Regions from separate parts of the Homo sapiens genome. Here region 2 is linked to region 1. A link is an interaction called in ENCODE POLR2A ChIA-PET data of the cell type or tissue named here. Cell type or tissue: GM12878. All regions are shown on one strand.

The links. Peaks named below come from ENCODE experiments on the same cell type or tissue, not always from the same donor. Only the 100,000 strongest peaks of a DNase experiment are listed, where the experiment ranks them.
Region 2: POLR2A ChIA-PET joins it to region 1 with 6 read pairs; 21 of 35 experiments call an interaction of 5 or more read pairs at or near these places.

Annotation. Positions count from the first base shown.
Region 1 is chr14:93,102,863-93,105,362 of GRCh38, forward strand. All of the region lies in intron 2 of ITPK1 (inositol-tetrakisphosphate 1-kinase), which reads right to left. Among named protein-coding and RNA genes, the nearest start is that of ITPK1, 12 kb to the right of the region's middle. In GM12878, no CTCF peak of the experiment used is centred here; a DNase peak (open chromatin) is centred at 959; H3K4me3 peaks cover 670 bases; H3K27ac peaks cover 1,454 bases.
Region 2 is chr14:93,189,501-93,192,000 of GRCh38, forward strand. No RefSeq gene overlaps it. Among named protein-coding and RNA genes, the nearest start is that of LYSET, 5.4 kb to the left of the region's middle. In GM12878, no CTCF peak of the experiment used is centred here; no DNase peak of the experiment used is centred here.

The DNA.
Region 1 (2,500 bases):
GGCCGAGGTGGGCGGATCACGAGGTCAGGAGATCGAGACCATCCTGGCTAACACGGTGAAACCCTGTCTCTACTAAAAATACAAAAAATTAGCCGGGCATGGTGGCAGGCGCCTGTAGTCCCAGCTACTCGGGAGGCTGAGGCAGAAGAATGGCATGAACCTGGGAGGCGGAGCTTGCAGTGAGCCAAGATCGCGCCACTGCACTCCAGCCTGGGCGACAAAGCAAGACTCCATCTCAAAAAAAAAAAAAAAAAAGAAAGAAAGAAAGAAAAAAAGAAAAATAGGGCCGGGCATGGTGGCTTACGCCTGTAATCCCAGCACTTTGGGAGGCTGAGACGGGCAGATCACGAGTTCAAGACCAGCCTGACCAACACAGTGAAACCCCATCTCTACTAAAAATACAAAAATTAGCCGGGCGTGGTGGCGCGTGCTTGTAATCCCAGCTACTCAGGAGGCTGAGGCAGGAGAATCGCTTGAACCCGGGAGGCAGAGGTTGCAGTGAGATTGCACCACTGCACTCCAGCCTGGGCAATAGAGCAAGACTCCGTCTCCATCTCAAAAAAAAAATAAGAAGAAGAAGAAACTCACGAGCCCAGGACCCTGAGAGGTACGTGACCCAGCACACTGTGGGCAAGAGCTCCCAGTGGTGAGACAACTGCCCTGAAGCTCTCCCTAAGACTGACCCTGGGGCTCCAGGAGACTGTGGTGCTCACTGCTGTATCAATCCCCAGAACCCAGGAGTGCCCAGCATACAGCAGGCACTCAGTAAGTATGTGGCATGTAAGTGCATAAAGGAATGAATGGGGTGTTTTTTAAAAAGAAGATGCCACGGCCCACCCCAGATTCATTCCAGGGGAGGGGGAGGCCTGGGAACCTGCACTAGGACAAGTACCCCAGGGTGGAGACCGGATGTTTCCTCACCTCCGCAGCCCAGCCCTTGACTGTTGGATGGAAACAGGGTGTGAGGCAGAAATGAAAGTGAAACTGCCACAGGAGGGTTCTCTCTGCACCCATCTACCATGCCCCGCCCTGCCCAGGAAGCAGCAAGCTGACCACTGGAGGATCCCCCAGAAAAAGATGGGTGGCAGCTCCCAGCAGAGATGTGTCAGAGGCCCCAGGCCCTGCCTTGGGCGGGTAGGAGGGCAGGTGAGGTGGCCTCTTGGGTGGAGGGGGAATCCTATCATTTGGCCCTAGGGCGGGTGCACTGCACCCACCTTACAGTTGGGAGGGCAGAGGCTCAGGACAAGTCTCATGCTCCAACTTCACTGCCATCTCCACCATGCACTATCCTCCTGGGCCCAACAACTGCACACAAAGGATGCTCAGAAAAGAACCCCTTGAGGCAGGGCGCGGTCGCTCACACTTGTAATCCCAGCATTTTGTGAGGCCAAGTTGAGCAGATCACCTGAGGTCAGGAGTTTGAGACTAGCCTGGCCAACATGGTGAAACCCCATCTTCTCCACTAAAAATACAAAAATTTGCTGGGTGTGATGGCGGGTGCCTGTAATCCCAGCTACTGGGGAGGCTGAGGTGGAGGTTGCAGTGAACAAAGATCACACCTTGCACTCCGGCCTGGGTGACAATAGCGAAACTCCATCTCAAAAAAAAAAAGAACAGAACTCCTTGATTTTCCTGACATCGATCGACGGCAGCTGGATGCTGTGTTGAAGACAAAGGCAACCTGGCGGAGTGGAAACAGCATGGTTTCAGGAGTCACCCATCCCTGAGGGTGAATCCAAGCTGTGCTGCTCACAGCACCTGGCCTCTCCCTGAGTCTCAGGGCCCTCATCTAGCAAATGGAGACCCCTCAGCCATCCTGGAGGGTAGTTATCCCATCTGCAATAGTGCCTGACCCCCATGGTAGGTTCTCAGGATCCTCTGAGATCTGGCATGAGCCATGAATGTACAAGGGGGCAGAGAGGAAGCAACACAGCCCTGCCAAAGCACAGCAGGCCGCCTGAACAAACCCAGAGTCCCAGTTTCTGGCTTGGGCTCCAAGAGCGCCCAGAGTGACCCCAGGCTAATAAGAATGGTTGCTGAGGAGTCCATGGGTTTGCAGCGTAAACTGCTGAGGAAAACGCCACAAGTGTCTATCTGGCCAGATCGGTCCCAGGAATGTCTCTTGTGCAAAACTAGCTCCTTTCTATACACTCCGGGCAAACCAGCAGCCAGAGGCAAGAAATCTGAAAAGGCTTCTTTTGAGAAGGAATTTGGCAAAAGGTAGCAACAGCAGGTAGAACTGGGCTGGGCTGACGACCTGGTGCCCCTGCCATGTCTCCCTCCTGCATGAGGGGGCTCCAGTGAGGCCTCAGGTGAACGGTGCCAGACTGGAGATTCCCACAGTGAGCTCAGGGTACAGAGACCCAGGAGCCAGCCTGGGAACCTCTGGCTCCAGCAAACCTCCTGGAGGGGACCTGCCCCTGAGAAGTCTGAAACACACTGCTTCAGCCTTGGCTAACTCGGTGCTTCCCCACGCCTGACAGTTTTGGGGTAAGGTCTT
Region 2 (2,500 bases), 87 kb after region 1:
TCAGTTTTGTTTTGTTTTATAAATGCTTTATGTAGGCTGGGAGTGGTGGCATCTGTAATCCTAGCACTTTGGGAGGCAGAGATGGGAGGATAGCCTGAGCCCAGGAGTTCATGACCAGCCTGGGCAACATGGCGAGACCCCATTTCTATTAAAAAGGGGTGGCTCATGCTACTCCCAGCACTTTGGGAGTCTGAGGTGGGCAGATCACTTGAAGCCAGGAGTTCAAGACCAGCCTGGCCAACGTGGTGAAACCCTGTCTCTACTAAAAATAGAAAAATTAGCCACGGCTGGTGGTGCATGCCTGTAATCCCAGCTACTCAGGAGGCTGAGGGAGGAGAATCGCTTGAACCCAGGAGGGAGAGTGGCAGTGAGCCAAGATCGCATGGGCCACAAGAGCAAGATTCCATTGCAAAAAAAAAAAAAAAAAAAAAAAAAGGTTATGTAATGCAAGGTTTGTGAGGTTGCCACTGGTATTGCAAAGTTTTCTTAATGAAGTTGATTCATCTCTTTTTATACTTCAAATTCTAGTATTTTGGGATTTGGTAAGCAAATGTTCAGTCCATCTCTATCTTTCAAGATTATATTGCCTTTTGCCTTGATAGAAGAAATAGTAAAATAATTAGAGTAGGATTAATGTAGTAAATTCAGTATTTCCAAATGTAATTACTATATTTCAGATTGCAGGTTTAATCTGCTTTTTGATTAGGAGCTATTTATCCAAGTTGTGGATTATTTCTGGTTTGTGGCTATTTAATAGTTCAAAGCATTTTTTAGGTAAGGTAAAGAGGGAAAAGTGAAATATATTTTTTAATCTGTTAGCTCTTGGATTGAGGAAGAGGTTGAAATTGATGGTTAGGAGACCTGTGTGTGATAGCAGATCATCATTTTTTTTTCTTTTCTTTTTTTTTTTTTTTTTTTTGAGACAGAGTCTCGCTCTGTCGGCTCAGGCTGGAGTGCAATGACGTCTCGGCTCCCTGCAACCTCTGCCTCCTGGGTTCAAGTGATTTTCCTGCCTCAGTCTCCCAAGTAGCTGGGATTACAGGCGCACGCCACCACACCTGGCTAATTTTTGTATTTTTAGTAGAGATGGGGTTTCGCCATGTTGGCCAGGCTGGTCTCAAACTCCTGACCTCAGGTGATCCACCCGCCTTGGCCTCCCAAAGTGCTGGGATTACAGGTGTGAGCCACTGTGCTCAGCCCATTTATTTCATGTTCACATCATAATACAAAAAGCAGTGAGTACAGGATTACTTAGTGAGATGAATGGCAAATAGAGTAAGTGCTTCAGGGATTTTAGGGAGTGGACATTCTAGGATTCATAACTAGGAAACACTCGCTTCCAGAGATGAGAAAAATAGAGCTATATCCTACAATGATTTGATAGGTGATTTTATTTGCAACTATATGTGAAATGAAGTAATCCTGTTGAGACTTTTCACCAAAACATGCCAGATATTTTTTCAAAAGTGCCAGTATAGGGAACAGAAAACTGAATTACAGAATCATGTAATTCATGGAGCTTTAGTCCCCATGTAAATTTTCTGGTTTTAAAGATGCTACCAGTTTTTAAGTTGTCTCGTTTTTTAATATTAAATTGTTCTTAATACCAGTTTTAAAGTAAAAGTTGTGATTCCTTGAAGGTTAGAATTTGGTTCTATTTCAAAATTTGTACAGTTAACAGAAAGCTTTTCTTTGGGGAAGTGCAGTCATCAGATAAAGTGCTTCTATGAGTAACTGTACCCACAAAGCCATGGAACCAGCATATTTGTTCATGGTGAGTAGGATTAGTCTTTTTTTTTTTTTTTAAAGATTATCAGCTGGGCGTGGTGGCTCATGCCTATAATCCCAGCACTTTGGGAGGCCGAGGCAGGCGGATCACTTGAGGTCGGGAGTTCGAGACCAGCCTGATGAACATGGTGAAACCCCATCTCTACTAAAAATACAAAATTAGCCGTGCGTGGTGGTGTATGCCTGTAATCCCAGTTACTCGGGAGGCTGACGCAGGAGAATTGCTTGAACCCGGGAGGTGGAGGTTGCGGTGAGCTGAGATCACGCCATTGCACTTCAGCCTGGGCAACAAGAGCGAAGCTCTGTCTCAAAAAAATAATAAAAATAATAAAAAAAGATTATCTAGTGTTGATTCCCATCTTGATGGATTTAACATTCTCAATCTCCAAAACACTGGCAGAAAAACTTACCACAATACCATGTCTCATCTTTGCAGCAAATATGTGCCATCATTTAATAAATTTTCCAACATAAAAAGAAGTGCCATATAATTTTGGACCATGATTGGGAATCATGATGCATTTGTATTTATGCTTTCCTCTAAGGCAGTGAATAGGTCTTAGACTGTGGCTGTATGTACATTAGAATTACCCAAAGAAAACTTCTTACATTTAAACAATGCCAGGGTCCCTTTCCAACCAGTTACATCTCTGGGATGGACCCCAAGCAATCTTCAAATGATTCTCTCAGGGTTGCAAATCACTGGTCCATG